Linked DNA regions of Homo sapiens: regions 1 and 2 are each linked to region 3. A link is a loop called in an ENCODE intact Hi-C map of the cell type or tissue named here. Cell type or tissue: heart right ventricle. All regions are shown on one strand. Each heading gives the region's core, and the rest is flanking DNA. Links, peaks and the distances in the headings are about the cores only.

Region 1 (5,746 bases), core at 474-5,473, 560 kb after region 3:
TTTGACACATGGTCCAAGATGAGATCATGGAGTTCACATAAAAACAGAGAAGTCAATAAAATGCGACAGGGAGGTCAGAGGCATTATGTAACATCCCATGTCCCTCCACAGAGATACCCTATGTTTAACAGTAAACCTTGAAAAGCTATTTGGGGTGCAAAGGTAAGATACACTCCACAGAGAAACTACAAAATTAAGAGACCCTACAGGTCTCTGTATTAAATAGGAATTCGAGTGAGGGAGGAGCAGAGAAGTAAGAGGGAGCTGCCAATAAAGAAGAAGAAAAAGGACAAAGGAGGTAGAGGAGGAAAAGGGAGCTGAGTAACAGGAGCGTGAGAAGGGACTTCAGGAGAAAACCAATCAGGGGGATAAAACAGGGCAGGGCTGGCTGGTGGATCCCTAAGAACTACAATGCAAACCAACCCTCTTCATCCCTCTGGACCTTTAGTAGTTTCTGTTACATACCCAACTGTCTTCTGTGAGCCATGTTTTGAAGAAATAAAGAAAAGGCGCTGTGTTCTACATCTGGGCTGCTTGGGGGCAAAAAAAAGAGCTTGAGGTACTCAGACCCTCAACACAATAAAGAGTTCAGGGCCTGGCAAGGTGGCTCAGGCCTGTAATGCCAGTGTTTTGGGAGGCCAAGGTGAAAGAATCCTTTGAGGCCAGGAATTCAACACCAGCCTGGGCAACATAGTGAGACCCCATTTCTACAGAATATAATTGTTCTTAAAATTAGCTGGTGGAGTTCGAGACCAGCCTGGCCAATATGGTGAAACCCTGTCTCTACTAAAAATATAAATAAATAGCCAGGCATGGTGGCACGCCCCCGTAGTCTCAGCTACTCAGGAGGCTGAGGCAGGAGAATCGCTTGAACCCGGAGGCTGAGGTTGCAGTGAGCCAAGATCGCACCACTGTACTCCGGCTTGGGCGACAAAATTAAACTCCGTCTCAAAAAAAAAAAAAAAAAAAAAAAAAAAAAAAAAAAGCTGGTGGCACCATCTGTAGTCCCAGCTACTCGGAAGGCTGAGGCAGGAGGATCCCTTGAGCCCAGGAGGTCAAGACTGCAGTGAGCCATGATCATGCCACTGTACCCCAGCCTGAGCAACAGAGCGAGATCCTGTCTCAAAAATGAAAGAGTACAGTAGGAACAGGAAGTCAAAGTTAGAGAGACTACTATTACATGAGCTCTCTAGGTTTATAGAAATCTTAAACGGACATTTGGCTTCTCACTAGACATGGGACAGGAACCCAGCCAAATTGATGTATATCTCAAATGTCAGGTGACCATCACAGCTGACATTTAATTACACAAGATAATCAGTGCAATGGTGCCAAATTAAAGCAAGCACAAAAAGGTCCCAGTGGACATGAGGGAGGGGAGGACTAACTCATACCTGAGACGTCAGGAAAGGCTTTTGAGAAGAGGTGATTGATACCTGTAAGTTGAGCTAGAGTTAGCCAGAGAGAGATGGGTAGGCAGATAAGGAGGGAAGAAAGAATGTTCCAGGCAGAAGGAACAGCATGTGCAAAGGCCGAGAGGAAAAAAAGCTTAATTTGTCATTTGAGGACCTAAACGTAAGTCCAGCTGGGCCATATTTCGAATTGGGAGTGCAAGACAGAGAAAGGGAGGAGGGGGGTTGGGGAGGGAAGTAGAAGCCAGATCTTTCAGATGCCTTATAAGCCATGTTAGGAAGTTTGGGCTTTATCTGCCTGGAAATAGGAATCCATGGAAGGATTTTGAGGAAGGGAATAATTGCATTTGCTTTCAAGGGAGAAAAATGGCACTCACAAGGAACAAGGAGCTAAGATGAGGCTATGGCAATGATTGTGGGGAGAACAGCGGTGGTGGAGAAGGGGTGAAGACATTCATTGGAAAGATATCTAAACAGAAGAATCAACAGAACTTGGTGTGATGGATTATAAGTAAGGGGTGGGAGGGCAGGAATATCAGGAATCACGAGTGGAAGGTGATGCCTTAAATGTACCAGGAGAACAGGAAGAAAAGAAATTCATAATGAGAAGGTGAGGAGTTATGTTTTAAGCATATTGAGTTGGAGATGCCTGAGGGACAGTCAGGTGGGGGGATGCATAACTCAGGAAAGGAGGTTGCACTGGAGACGGAAACATAGCAGCAACATCCCACAGGTCAAGACGGTCAAAGGAAGAAATGGGAAGAGAGGCAAGAAGAGGAGAGGAGAGAGGGGTCTTGAGGACAGAATAACGAAAAGCATCAAGAAGCCTACTCAGAAAATAACATTTACTGACTGGACGCAGTGGCTCAAGCTTGTGATCCCAGCATTTTGGGAGGCCAAGGTGGGCGGATCACCTGATGTCAGGAGTTCAAGACCAGCGTGACCAACATGGTGAAACCCAGTCTCTATTAAAAATACAAAAATTAGCCAGGTGTGGTGGTGCATGCCTGTAATCTCAGGTACTCAGGAGGCTGAGGCAGGAGAATCACTTGAACCCGGGAGGTAGAGGTTACAGTGAGCCAAAATCATGGCATTGCACTCCAGCCTGGGTGACAGCGTGAGACTCTGTCTCAAAAGAAATTAAAAAAAAATTTTAAATAACATTTACTGAAGGGCTGCTTAGTTCCAGACCTCATGCAAAATGCTTGGCATATATGATCTCATTCCATCTTCACAAGCCTGCAAAGAAGGGCTCTTATATCCTCCTGTTTTGCAGATGATGGAATAGAGACTCTGAGAAATGTTTTGTACGCATGTCCAGCTGACTATGAACCCCCTCCCCATCCCTACCCTCCGACCTCCAGCCCCCTCTGCTATGAAACAAGGAGGTCACGAGAGTTATTGCGCTTTTGGAATTGAGCTCATCTAATGAGGAGGCTTTCATGAATTGTATTAGCTCACATTTGTACTGTATTCCACTGTTTCCAGAGTGCCTTCTCCAGTATTATCTTATTCGATGCTCACAGCATCCCTCTGAGGTGGGCATTATTATAATCCCCATTTTGCAAAGAAGGATATCGAGACTTAAGATTGTCCAATAGTCACATAGCAGGTAAGTGGGAGAGCCAAGTCTAAATTGAAGTCTGTCTGTCCCAGTCAGGGGCAATCTGAAATTGCAAGACTCACTCCGCCCTCCCGCTTGGCAGTTTCTGAGCCTGTTTCTCATAGCTGTAGCTCCATCTAGTGGCCTTTGTCAGTATTACTCTCCCACCCTGCCCTCCAGCAGAATGTCACTTTCCTGCCAAAAAAAAATGCAAGTATTAAACAGCAGCAACAAGACCTCTTCTGCTTAGACAAAGAGTGTTTACTCAAACAAAGGAAGACCTTTTACTACTAAAATAGACTGGGGACCAGGACAAGGCAACACATCCCCTCCCAGCTTCCAGGTTCTAAGAAGAGCCACAGGAAGAAATTTTTTTGCTTGTTAGCCTCTCCATCATAATCTTAATTGAACACCTACTAGGTGTTGGGTCCCCAGAAGTCACTGTCCCACAGCTCTGACCAAGCCATCTAAGTGGTTAACATGAGAGCTTTTTAAACTATATGTGCGCTAGAGAAGCTTTTTTCTGTAAAGGACTGGATATTAAATATCTGTTGCATGTTCTTTTTATTTATATAGTCCTTTAAAGGTGTGAAAACTGTTTTTTTACACCTTTAAACTTTTAACTGTAAATTAGAGGTCACACAAAAAGAGACCATAGACCAGATTGGGGCCGTCAGTCATCGTTTGCTGATCCCGCTTGAGGATAAATTTAAGAGTGAAGAGGAATGTTCTAGTCTTCCCCAAAAAACAGAGACAGGGAGGACTGGTGAACGTAATATGGTAAATATGTAGATGAACGGGGGGTTGGCACTACTCAGAATAGTTTTTGTCATTTTTGTGGAAAAGGAATGTATGCATGGGGTAAAAATCTTAACAGTGCAAAAGGATCTCCACTAAGTAGTGAGTATTCCTCCCCCTCCAACTCTCAGACCCCCATTCCGGTTTACAGAGGCACTCACACTGTATCCAGTAACTTGTATTACTTTCCAGGGATATTCTTCACATGTATAAGCAAAACATTTTTAATTAATTAACTAAAATGAAGCATTCATTGCGTGCTTACTGTATACCACGCATTGTTCTAAGTGCTTCGCATTCAATTATAGTTTATCCTCACCACAGTTTCATGAGGTAGATATCACTCTGACCCCCACTTTGTTGTGGAGGAAACTGGTGTTGTGGAGGAAAGTTGGGAAACCTGCCCAAAGCTACATAATTGGGGTAGGTAACCTTTTTTCTTTTTAACAGACATAGTGAGCTTCGTATACAAACTTCTGCATTAATTTGCTATGTTGGTGGTCATTTCACTTCCTATCTTCCTACTTTATATGAAGGAGGAAAGAGGCTGAAGGTTCACACCAGTGCATTAAAACCAATACCCAGACTCTTGTCACCACCCTGCCTTGGCATTTCATTTAAAGGTTTGCAGGTAAGGGAGGAACTGGACCAAAAGCTATGACCAATTGTAAAGAATGATATCAAAATAAAAGCCCAAGCTAATGTTAAAACAACACCTGCATCACTTCCTCTTTACCCAATACTGCTCATTTCAGTCCCTGAGCTTCACCTGCATGGCTGAGGTTGAGTGTCCTTCCCTGTTTTGGGATCTGGAGGTAGCCAGGGGAAGTCAGATAAAGATAATGTAGAGTAAGAATTTAATAAACATGAAAATTTTCTAAGTGCCTTATGCTAGGCACTATGTAATTCATATGCATTTGCTGGTTGATTCCTTGTAATTATCCTGTGAAGCTAGCATTATTATGCTTATTCACATTTACAGATGACAGAAAATTGAAGCTAAAGGAGGTGAAGTGGCTTGCCCAAGTCACACGCCTTCAAGCAATTAATCAAGAGTTCAAATCGTGGTCGTCTTGAAATTTTGCAATATTGCTTTAACCACATTACACTGCCTCTCTACTTAAAGGATCTTGTCTTGGGGTTCAAATTGGTCATCTTTTGGGGGGAATCAGAGCTCGAGCTTTAGTGATAATAAAATTTAGAAACCATTTACATTTTTGAAGGGTGTTCACATCCATTAGCACCATGTGATCTTCAAAGCAATCCTCTGAGATGTGCAAAGCAAATCTCACCCACATTTTGAAGACATGACACACCAAGTAATTTGAGATTTGGGTCTGGCTATTTAACTCTGTAGCTTTCTCCACCACACTACCCTGGGGCAAAGGAACCACACTAGTGAAAAGTGGAGAGGGCACAAATTCCTTTCTGGCCTAGTCTCAAAATAGCTCTGAATTTTTTTATGTTTGTTTACTTATTATCTGTCTTCCCAACTAGATTTAGCCTTCATGAGGGCAAGGACTACATCTGCTTTATTTGTTATTGTATTCCCAGAATTTCTCATAACATTTCTGGCATCAACTGAATGGATGGATGGATGGATGGATGGATGGATGGATGGATGGATGGATGCATGGATGCATGGATGCATGGATGGATGGATGGATGGATGGATGCATGGATGGATGGATGCATGGATGGATGAACAGTTGAGTGGATAAATGGATGAATACTTGAGTGCATGGATGGATAGATGGATGGATGGATGGATGGATGGACGGACGGATGACTGAGAGAAACTAAAAGAAGCCATCATCAGGGTTAGACTCATCAGGATTCCTCAGATCCCCACTGCCTTCTAGGAAATAAAGATGTCCAGGAGGCTGGCTTAGATGTGAGACTGCCCATCCTGGCAAAGGTGGAGCCTGATAGT
Region 2 (5,746 bases), core at 262-5,261, 430 kb after region 3:
TGCCTCAGCCTTCTGAGTAGCTGGGACTACAGGCACGCACCACTACACTCAGCTAATTTTTGTATTTTTTTTTAGTAGAGACAGGGTTTTGCCATGTTGGCTAGGCTGGCCTCAAGTGATCCCCACACCTCAGCCTCCCAAAGTGCTGGGATTACTGGCATGAGCCACTGCGCCCGGCCACATTTATTTTTTTAACCGAAGTTTTACATAACATGGGAGCCTTCAGAAATGGAGACCCAAAGACCAAGGGAAAACTGTGTTTTTATGCTAAGTCTGATGAGAAGAGTGGATAGTTGTAGAGAAACGTGATTGGACAAAAAGGGGTGTTATCTAAAGGTAGTAAACCTAAGGGGAGGTGTGCTTAGGAAGGCATGTTTGTTCAGATTCTTTTCTGTGTCTCTGTAAGACATTTTTCCCCCAGGTATGGGACCAGAAACATGTCACATAGAACCATCAGGATGGAAGGGAGGAGGCCAGACAGTAGCCTTTCTAGGTTTTATGGCTTGCTTTGGGAGAGCGAAATTCTAGTTTCTGTGAGCCAGCTTGGGGGTGAAAAGCCTCGTTCATGTTCTGAACCCGGGAGGCGGAGGCTGCAGTGAGCCGAGATCACACCACTGGACTCCAGCCTGGGCAACAGAGCGAGACTCCATCTCAAAAAAAGAAAAAAATTGTTATGCTTTTCTCTCATTAATATGTCTTTTGTTATGGTGATGTCATCCAAGACCCTTGTGATGGGTGAGGTAAAAGGTTTTACTTTTTCTGCCCTATAGGTGTTTCAGACAGAAGGAACCAGACAGAGCTGGTTCTCACCTTGGGGGTGAGAAATTCCAGTTTCTATGACCTTCTCGGGAGAGAAAGAGGAGAGGTGGAAAGAAAGTCAGAGAGACCTTGTTTCTGAGCCTGTTCCCATCTCTTTCCATCCAAAATACTTAGCATGCCAAGGCACCATGTTTTGGGGTATCATGTTCTGAGCCCCGATACACCCTTTCCCCCAAGTTTTGTGTTCAGCACAGTCTGAATCGCTGCCAACAACCCTTCCAGCCCCCACACGGTTTGATGCCTGCACTTTCCTACATTGTAGTTAAGTGTCTCCTACTAGACCACCAGATCCCTGAGGAAAGGATGGCCCCTTGTTCAGCACCACATCCTCAGATATTTTCTAACTCCTAATAGATATTTAAGAAATATGTGAGCTGCTCTTGCCCCTCACTGAGCCTCAAAAGGTAATCCATGTAAATTTCCATCGAATGGCATCCAGGGGACAGCATTGTAGAATTCATATCCCAGCATCTCTGGTGTCACACTAAAGCTCAGCCCAAGAGTCAAGCTTCATCCAGCCCCAAGCAGCTCTCCTGAATCTTGGCTCTTTTCTCTTTCACCAGTGGCTTAAGCTCAGCTCTGCTTCTGCTCTTCACATTAAAAAAAAAAAATGAGGTTAAAAGTTATTAGCCAATGGGAGGCTGTGTTTCTTTGGACCTTCAGGGGGTTCACTTGATTGTTGCAGAGATGTCAACTTTATCTTCTTCCAGGGAGAGAGAAAACGGATGGAAGCCACTTGGGGGCTTAACCACCAACACACATCCTTCTTATCAGGACATTGGCAATATGAAAGGATACTTTCTTAGGTCACTCTTTGTTTCATTTATCCAGGATGAATTGCCAAATAAATTTTTTCATTTCCAAGAAAGGAAGTAAACTGTGGTGTAATATGCAATAAACAGAGCCCTGCAGCCAACAGGATACGTTTAAACTTCTGGTTCTAGCCCTCACTCACTCGCTGGGTGACCTCTGGCAAGTTATTTAACTTCTCTGGGTCTCGGTTCTCTTAATCAGAAAATAGAGATAATCATGCTATCAACTTTTGGAGTGGCTGTGAATATTTAATGAGAAAAGACAGGTAAAGCCCCCCACCCCCCCCCACCCCCCCATGCAGGAATGGTAATGGGGCACATTGATGCTGCTGTTCCTTACTGGGTCTGTGGCAGACATTGCTAATCAATCACAGATACTTCTTCTGATAAGACTGGACTGGAGGACACTCCAGACAGAATGACTACTCGTGGGTAGATTGAAGCTAGCGCTCAGATTGGAGCCCATTTGCCATCTCAAGCCTCCCGCATTTCCAGACACGCCATTTGCAAGGTTCACGATACAGAATAGAGTGGTTGTCACATCCCGGGGCTCCTGTTTCCTGAAGCTCCTCCAGGACTTTGAACAGCAGCCGCTAGCCCATCGTACAGATTCCCATTAGCTCCCAGGGTCTGACAGCTGGACTGCTGGCCCCTCATACCTAGTCTTTCAAAAGAGCTTATGAGATTAATGCATTTGATTAATTTTTTTAACTGGGTGGATAACACATTGGCTGTTGGCATGCCAGCTCAGTCTCAGGGCTGCTGGGGGCTCATTGATGCTGGCAGCCAATTTCCATTTCAATCAAGTGAGAGAAGAGGGAGGCAGAGAAAGAGATTAAAAGAAACCAGGACTTGATTGAAAGCTATGGCATCTAGCGCCACCTACTGTTATATCGCTGCATCGCTACTTTTGCTGACCATCGGGTCACTGACAGTCTTGCTCGGCCCTTAAGGCATCGCGGGGGGAACATTTTCGTGATCTCACACAAGTTATATTTTTCATTCATAGCTCATAATTGATTCAATGTGTATAAACTACAGGTACTCCTGGTATAGTGAGAGTAATAGTGACATTTCCTTGGCTTGTTTTGGTTCACAAAGCCCTGTGTACCAAGTGGGCCTCTCAGCATCCTCATGGCCCCTGCATGAAGATTAGGCAGTGCCAGGTGGGAGCCCGGAGGTACACAAGAGATGACTTTCTTCGGGTCACGCAGGTGTGGTGCATGGAGAGGGGATTCCGACTCCACATTCTTTTCTCCTGAATCCGTCCCTTGTCCACCTCTGCTCCCCCAGCCCACCTTGGGGCCTGGCTCCTCAAGCCCCTCAGAGAGCAGTCCCCACTCCATATGTGCCAGTGCGTAATGGGGATTTTACTGAAGGGTTCACAGAAGAGAGGGAGAAGGTTACATTGCACCTCACACAGGAAAAAACAATAATACAGTCCTTTAGCTGCTTGTGGGTTCTTTTCTGGATGTCAGTTCCCCCTCCCTCACCTCTTCTCCCAGGCCCCCTCCTAACCCTGCACTGTCTATCACTCTGGTTTGCTTTTTTTTAGATGGTATCTCACTCTGTCACCCAGGCTGGAGTGCAGTGGTGCGATCTTGGCTAACCACAACCCCTGCCTCCTGGGTTCAAGCGATTCTTCTCCCTCAGCCTCCCAAGTAGCTGGGATTACAGGCACGCACCACCACACCCAGCTACTTCTTTTCTTTGTAGAAGAGAGGGGATTTCACCGTGTTGGCCAAGCCGGTCTCTAACTCCTGACCTCAAGAGATCTGCCTGCCGCAACCTCCCAAAGTGCTGGGATTACAGGTGTGAGCCACCACGCCCGGCCACTCTTGTCTTTATTAGCTGGAGCCATCCTCACTGTGTGTCTCCCTCAACCCTCTTCATACTCACCTTCCTTCTCAGCAAACCCTTCTTTAAAAACAGGAAGGATTTAAGAAAGAAAATAGTGGAATAATGTCTTTCCTTCCAGTTCAAAGGATGGGAAGACTGAATTTTCAGGGAGGCTTAATGGCTGAGGACTCAAGTTTTTTGTCTTGTTTTGGTTTTTGTTTTTATTTCATTTTGTTTTGTTTTTAGAGACAGAGTTTTACTCTGTTGCCCAGGCTGGAGTGCAATGGTGCAATCATAGCTCACCACAACCTCAAACTCTCGAGCTTAAGTGATCCTCCTGCCTCAGCCTCCTGAGTAGCAAGGGCTACAGGTGCATGCCACCATGTCCAGCTAATTGTTTTGTTTTTTGTAGAGAGAGAGGTCTCACTATGTTGCCCAGGCTGGTCTCAAACGCCTGGCCTCAACTGATCCATCTTGCCCTCCCAAAGTTCTGGGATTACAGGCATGAGCCACCACACCTGGCCTGAAACCTAGTTTTAAATGCAGGAAGACCAGGGTTCTCATCCTGGTTCTGACCACTGACCAATTGTGTAACCTTGAACAACTTCATCTATTCTTCCATTTCTCCTTCTGTAAAAGGGACAGTTATTTTTTAATAACCATCTCATTGGTTTGTTGGAAGAAGTAAATGAGATTGATAATGCAAAATGCTTAGCACAGTGCTGATGTGTAGCAATTCTTCAATAATTTGTCAGTTTCGGTGACTTAGCCTCACCTTTTTTTCCACTCACTGATTAAAGGGAGATTCCATTCACTTAGACTAAAATGCAAATAGTGTATCTCTCCAGAGTTGTGCAGCGTCCAACCTGTGCATCCTTATATGACAGCCTGCCAGGCTTACAGAGACCAAGGAATGCATCACAGCAAAGAGTTAAAGGATAAACCACAGCTAACAAATTGAAAGTGAACTGATAGCACAAAAGCATCCTAGGAAAAAAGGGCAGCAGGTGCAAAGACCCTGTGATCAGAATGAGCAAGACACTTAAGGGAGGCTCACTGGCTAGACCATAGAGATCAGGACAGTGGAGCAATGCAAGATCACACTGAAGGCAGGAGCTAGATCACAGAGCTGTGTAGTTCCCATCAAGGATTTTGGACTTTAGTCTAAAAACAATAAGGAAAATTTTAGGCAATGGAGTCATGGGATTGGGTGTGCATTTTGGAAGGGTCAGCTATGTGGACAATGGACAAGGAAAACAAGAATGGAGGAGAGAGGTCATCGGAGGCTGTGTCTGTTGTCCAGGTGGCTTGCAGCAGCGTGGGAATGACACTGGTGGGAAGACAATGGAGGGAAAAGACTGGAGAGCTCTCTAGGAAGCAAAGTCAACAACTTGGTAAATTAGCTCAGGGCTTAGTAAACTTTTTCTGGAAAGGGCCAGATGGTAACATTCTAGGCTGTGCAGCCTCTGAAATAACTACTAAACTTCGCTGTTATAACAGGAAAACATCCACAGACAGTAATAAGCACATGGGTGTGACTGTGCCCAATAAAACTGTAATATACAAAAGCCAGCTGCAGGCTGTAGTTTGCTGATCCCTGGATTAGATAAGGGGAGGGGAGGGTATCAAGGATTGGAGGGTACTGAGCTCTCCCACTTCCTGTCTCTGTGACCTTGAATAATTGACTTAACCTCTCAGATACTGGGTTTCCTTTCCAGGAAAACAGGAATAAGGATTCCTTATAGGGTTGGCATGAGGATTAAATAAGGCAGTGTTGGCGAGGCGTAGTGGTTCACGCCTGTAATCCCAGCATTCTAGGAGGCCAAGGCAGGCGGATCACCTGAGGTCAGGAGTTCGAGACCAGCCTGACCAACATGGAGAAACCCATCTCTACTAAAAATACAAATTAGCCGGGCGAGGTGTTGCATGCCTGTAATCCCAGCTACTCAGGAGGCTGAGGCAGGAGAATTGCTTGAACCCAGGAGGCAGAGGTTACAGTGAGCCGAGATCACACCATTGCACTCCAGCCTGGGAAACAAGAGCAAGACTCTGTCTCAAATAATAATGATAATAATAATAAGGCAGTGTCTGCTGTGGGACAAACAGGGAGGTCTCATTCATGAACACACTCCAGTGAGGAATATCCAGCTACATTCAAAATGGCCATCAAGGGTAGAAAATGAAGTTCTTTATTACTGAGGCCCTTACACAAAGAACAAATAGAACTTACACAGAAAAATTGGAATCTTTAGGAAGGGGAAAAAAATCCCTGCTGA
Region 3 (5,746 bases), core at 258-5,257:
GGGCATCAGTTAATGATTATTGAACTGAATATGGCCTGACTTAACATAGTAACAGGTGATTATTCCAAGATCATGAGCAAGAAGAGCTACCATTGAATGGTCACTTGCTATAAACTGGACAATTTATTAAGTCCTTTACCAGTAATATTTCATTTAATCTTCCCAACCACGATGTGATATCTCCACTTTTGCAAATGAGGAAACAAAGGCAGAGGTTAGTTATTAGCCCAAGCTCATACAGCTACAAAGTGGCAGAGCTGGGCTTCATATCCTAGTTCTCTCTAAATCCACAGGCTGGGCTTTTAACCACTTGAGTAATTGATATTTTTGAGTAAACTGTGTTTCAGACACATTCTAGAACCTGTATGTGTGTTAATTCCTTCAATCCTCACAGCTAGTTCATCTAAACATATTATTTATAATCTTTATAGAATCTTCATGAAACCCCATCTCTACTAAAAATACAAAAAAAATTAGCTGGGCCGTCGTGGCAGGCGCCTGCAATCCCAGCTACTAGTGAGGCTGAGAAAGGAGAATGGCTTGAACCTGAGAGGCGGAGGTTGCAGTGAGCTGAGATCACACCACTGCATTTCAGCCTGGGCAACAGAGCGAGACTCTGTCTCAAAAAAAAATTCTTCATAGTATTGATAAAGAAACTGTGACATAGGCAAGTGAAATCCCTCCTCCAACATTACACAGCTAGGAAATGGCAGAGCTGGAATTTGAAGCCAGGCATTCTGGATTCCAAGTCCTGAACTGATTACTGCAGACTCCCAATTTAGGAACCTCAACACCAGGTGCTTCTAAGTATGTGACTCATTGTTATCTGATTTATTTTTAAATGGTGGTCCATCCTGATATGCGTAGTATCCCACTCCATCCTCCACCCCACCAAGCAAAAACAGAAACTGTATTTTTCACAAATTTCCTTTGCTTCCTACAGGATCACCCTGGGGAAGTCACTTGGTCATCCTCAACTTCTTCATGTTTAAAACAGAGTAAGATCGAATAGCAGGTCTACGTTTTTTAACTTTTATTTTAAGTTCAGGGGTACAAGCGCAGGTTTGTTACATAGGTAGACTTGTGTCACGGGGGTTCGTCGAACAGATTATTTCATCACCCAGGTATTTAGCCTAGTACCCATTAGTTATTTCTCCTGATCCTCTCCCTCCTCCCAACTTCCACCCTCCAAAAGGCCCCAGTGTGTGTTATTCCCATCTATATGCCCATGTGTTCTCATCATTTAGCTCCCATTTATAAGTGAGAACATGTGGTATCAGGTTTTCTGTTCCTATGTTAGTTTGCTAAGGATAATGACCTCCAGCTCCACTCATGTCCCTGCAAAGGACATGATATTCTTTTCATGGCTGCGTAGTATTCCATGGTGTATATGTACCACAACTTCTTTATCCAGTCTATCACTGATGGGCATTTAGGTTGATTCCATGTCTTTGCTATTGTGAGTAGTGCTGCAGTGAACATACACATGCATGTGTCTTTATAAAAGAATGAGCAGGTCTACTTTTAGTTCTTTGAGAAATCTTCATACTGTTTTCCATAGTTGTTGTACCAATTTACATCCACACCAACAGTGTATAACTGTTCCCTTTTCACTGCATCTACACCATCTATTTTTTTTTTTTACTTTTTAATAATGGCCTTTTGGGGGTAAGGTACTATTCGGGTGACAGGTATGTAAAAGCCCAGACTTCATCACTATACAATTCATCCATGTAACCAAAAAACACTTGCACCCTTAAAGCTATTGAAATAAGATAAATAAATAAAATAGAATAAGATCAGCTTTCTCTCCCACCTCATCTGGCTACGATGGGATTTTAAAAAGGCAATGTTTTGCATATGGGAGCTCTATCAACATTTTAGGGATTAGGAGCAGGCACACAACTGGAAGATGTTGACTGATCTTGTGGGGGTAGGATCCCACCTACCTCTCTCCTGCAAGTGACTCAGTTCATACCCTAAATGTCATGACTAAGGTTAGTTTTAAAGATGCCAGTCTGCTACCTATAAGAAGCCAGCTCTAGATTGCATTTACAATGATACCAACTTCTGGGTGGGAAACGGGGGTCTAGCCCAATCAGGGAATGGGGGATTTGGGGCGCAAGGTAAGAGGGAGAGGAAGGGAAGGGGTTAGCCTAGTCTCCACTTTGCTCCATCTCCAACCTTCCCAGGCCTGACCCCCACCTCTGGGCCCTCTCCCCCGGCAACCCACATAAGAAGCCAGCAAATGCACCTCTCGTTGTTGACCAGAAGGGGTCACTGCAGAGCAAGTAGCGCTCTCAGGCACTCAAATAAGCGGACGCAGGCGTGTCGAACACACACACTTCAAACGTAGATACCCTTTGGGGCGGGTACTCATTTACTCCAAGGTTCTTTCTTCTCCTGCCCCATCTTATCCTCTCTGTTGGCCTCTTCATCTTCACCTCCTAGTTACCTCCTGTTCCCCTTCAGAGAATTTCTGGAGTTCCCATTGTTCTCCCGACCCCCCCGCCCTACCCCGCCCTCATTGGGTCCCCATTGCTATCTGCTTTAGCAAAGAGCAGGAGTTTATTCTCGCTGTGACTGGGACTCAGCACCAGGTGCTTGGAGGCATTTAAGACTGAGCGAGGCCTCCTTCCAGGAATTTACAGCCTGGAAAGTGGAAGCGGGGTTGGGGGGAGGGGGAGGGCGTTAGGTGGGAGATGGGGGAGTAACAACTCTGCTAAGATTAAAAGGCTTCCAGGAAGGCAAGGGCTGAGGGGTCCCGCCACGATCTCTTTTTTTTATAATGAAAACCCTGGGGGAAAACAAGAGTCATTCTAACCAGATCTTCTGTGTCTGGGGTTGATTTGGGATTCTAAACCTCCACTTGCTTGGGATTACGATTGAACTGCGAGGCGGTAAGGAGATGGGGAGGAGAGACCGAAAAGTAACTATCCCCCTGCTAATCCTCGAGATTTTCCTCTCCAACCCTCCCACTAAGCGCTTTCTTTTCCAAAACGTACTCCTTTCCCGAGACTAGCGGCATTAGGAAAAGTGGCTGCAGGCGGATTCCCCAGGAGTGGATGGGGGTGGGGTGGGGTGAGATGGGAACTCTTTCCTCTGGACGGGGTTGGCGGCGGGGACGCTGGGCAGGCCGGCTGTGAGACACAAAAGAGATACCCTTGACAGCTCCGCATGCACAGATGTAACGCTGCGCCCCTTGGCGGGCGGGGGCCCTGCTCGGCAGATGGCGAGAAGCCGAATTGGTGAGGGATTGTCTATCAAATGGCACTTTCTGGGTGGTGGAGACCTCGCTAACCCCCGGCGCAAAGAGGAACGCAGGGCACCCTCTGTACCGGCCTAGGCCGTGTCTCCCAAAAGTGAGGGTCTGGGGGAGGCCGGCTGGGGTGGATAGATTAAGTTTTTTACGAGCCCCCCCAACCCCCCCCCCCCCCCCACGCAGAAGATCAGCTACAAGACTTGCGAAGGGGCTGGAAAGAAAGGTGGCCTGGCCCAAAGGGGGCACCCAGGAAAGGGCTGAGGAAGGCCAGCGATGATGGGAGAGGAGAGGGGCCTGGGAAGCAGGATCTCCTGCCTGGCGCAGATTGGGGTGCCAGGATGGCTTCTCAGAGGGATCAGCGCTGCAACTCGGTCGCCGCGGGGCCCTGGTGACAGGCGCACGCCCCGCCCTTTCTCCTCCCAAGACCTGCGGGCTTTTGTTATGCAGATGGCGGCAGGAGGCTGAGCCTGAGGAGGAGGGGGTTGGTGGGGAGGAGGAGAGACGGAGAGGGGGGAGGAAAGTGCAGCTCGCGCGACCAGCCTCCTCTTCCAACGTCACATTGTGCGAGAGACAAAACCCGGGCGCGCCGGAGCTCACACGCGCACGCACACACATCCGACCCCGTCGCCTCTTCTCTCCTGGTGCTGCCCAGAAAGCCAGCCCTCCCTTCCCTTCTTGGGGCGCAGAGGCTCAGCCAGCTCAGAGCGCAGCCTGGAGCCGACCCAGAAGGGCGAAGAAAGCCCAGCGGACGAGCCTCCTTTCTCTGCTGCCTGCCCGGGCTGGGGCGTCCCATCCCCCGCCCTGAACTCCGATCTCTCCCACCCCACCCCTCTCTGGGTTTCACCCGGACAGAGCCGGGAGCTGGGTGTCGCCCCCGTTTGGAATCCACGTTTCAGCACTTTGGACAGCGCCCCGGACGCCCCGGCCCCTTTGGGTTGGCGATGGCGAGCGTTCAGCAAGGCGAGAAGCAGCTTTTTGAGAAGTTCTGGCGAGGAACCTTCAAAGCGGTGGCCACCCCCCGTCCCGAGAGCATCATTGTCGCCAGTATCACGGCCCGCAAGCCGCTGCCAAGGTAATGATCTCCTTCTTAGAAGGGGGGATCCTGAAGGTCCTCCTTTCTGGCCTGTGCCCCAGAGCCCGGAGGGGTGGATGCAGGCAGCCGGGCCAGGGCGCCTGTCTTTTCCCGTCACTACTCGGCGGCTCCCGCTGAAACATGGGAACTCATTGCTTGTGTGAGGTGGAAGATGGTGAGAAGGGACAGGAATTCTTTGGGGGAAAGCAACGCTTATTGGACCCCCGTAGCTCCTATTCAAGAGGTTTTGCTACCTGAGGGTGGGCGGTGCAGATGGGGTACGACTTGACTGAAAAACTTTTCTTGGTGTCACAGAGTCCAGAGGGCAGGTGGGCCAAGGAATGGTGGATTTGAGATGTTTGGGGGGTGTTGTACCAGAAAAGGAGAACTGAGCCAGCTCAAGCAGCGTTCAGAGATAGCACACATTTCCATCCTCGGCTCGGAAACTAGCGAGCTTTGAACATTTTTGACAAAAGCCCATATGCTGTTCCCTCAAATACACCCAAAACAGCACCCTCCTCCACGCCTTTCTGGCGGCTGCTGCCGCTGCTGCTGAATTCTCTCCTCTCCAGCATCCAAAACCAAGACTCTGAGCTCAGGAGTCAGGGAGGAGCCTTCCAAGATCGTGAAGATGATCTTGGAAGAGTTTTATTTTGTTTTTTTTTGTTTTTTTTTTTTTTTTCCAAAAAGAATCTGATTGCTTTGAACTCAGGGATGAGAACCGATCCTTGGATGGTGGTAGACATGGTGCTGATGGAAGGAAGAATAAGGGAAGAAATGAAAGAAACAGGGGAACAGGAGGTGGGGTGAGAGGGAGAGGAGGTTGGGGGAAAATGGAAGCATTCCAAGACAGAGAAAAATCCAATTCTTTTCATAAATCATTCAATTTAGAGGAGTTTAAGAATGAAGGGAAGAAGGCTGTGCTCTCTGTCAGGGAAAATCAAGGTAGTATGAAAACTCATCTTTTGCTGGTGTTGGATGAGTGGTTTAGTAGGAGAAAAGAAAGAAGTGGACCAGGGGGACCACTTGGAGGATTTATTAATCCTGGCAGTCTGCATTAGGGAGCAGATTGAAAACATGTCTGCAAAAGTGCTTAGGACAGACTGAACGTCTGTTCTGGCACAACTGATTCTGAACTTTCCAGTGAGTGTGAGGTGGAAGACGTATGGGAAATTATGTCTGAAGAATCAAAGCCAGATTGGAGAAGTTTTCCTCTTCACTGTCTTATTGAGGATCATACAGGTCTTTAGAGAAATAGGTGTCCCATTTAGGAATGGGTGGCCAAGCATCACAACAGGCCAGTAGGGTGTAGCAGGCTTCAAGCTAAAGCAGCACCAGCCAGTGTTTGCAGACGGGAAGGAGGGGACACCCACCCACCCACTGACACAGGCTGGAGAAGGGGAACAATAATA

Evidence for each region. Peaks named below come from ENCODE experiments on the same cell type or tissue, not always from the same donor. Only the 100,000 strongest peaks of a DNase experiment are listed, where the experiment ranks them.
Region 1: a loop joins it to region 3, with 6 times the contacts of the local background. A loop is called at or near these places in 26 of 110 quality-filtered maps.
Region 2: a loop joins it to region 3, with 5 times the contacts of the local background. A loop is called at or near these places in 40 of 110 quality-filtered maps.

The regions. Positions count from the first base shown.
Region 1 is chr12:119,542,061-119,547,806 of GRCh38, forward strand. The region is part of intron 2 of PRKAB1-AS1 (PRKAB1, TMEM233 and CCDC60 antisense RNA 1); the gene reads right to left. Among named protein-coding and RNA genes, the nearest start is that of TMEM233, 49 kb to the right of the region's middle. In heart right ventricle, for the core only: CTCF peaks have their summits at 3,174 (motif pointing left) and 3,375; a DNase peak (open chromatin) is centred at 3,141; H3K27me3 peaks cover 659 bases.
Region 2 is chr12:119,410,854-119,416,599 of GRCh38, forward strand. The region is part of intron 1 of CCDC60 (coiled-coil domain containing 60); the gene reads left to right. All of the region lies in intron 2 of PRKAB1-AS1 (PRKAB1, TMEM233 and CCDC60 antisense RNA 1), which reads right to left. Among named protein-coding and RNA genes, the nearest start is that of CCDC60, 79 kb to the left of the region's middle. In heart right ventricle, for the core only: CTCF peaks have their summits at 2,519 (motif pointing left) and 2,719; a DNase peak (open chromatin) is centred at 2,518.
Region 3 is chr12:118,977,680-118,983,425 of GRCh38, forward strand. SRRM4 (serine/arginine repetitive matrix 4) reads left to right here and starts at 3,862. Exons shown (of 13, transcript NM_194286.4): 1 at 3,862-4,334. The coding sequence starts at 4,204. In heart right ventricle, for the core only: a CTCF peak has its summit at 2,281 (motif pointing right); a DNase peak (open chromatin) is centred at 4,204; H3K4me3 peaks cover 738 bases; H3K27me3 peaks cover 4,561 bases.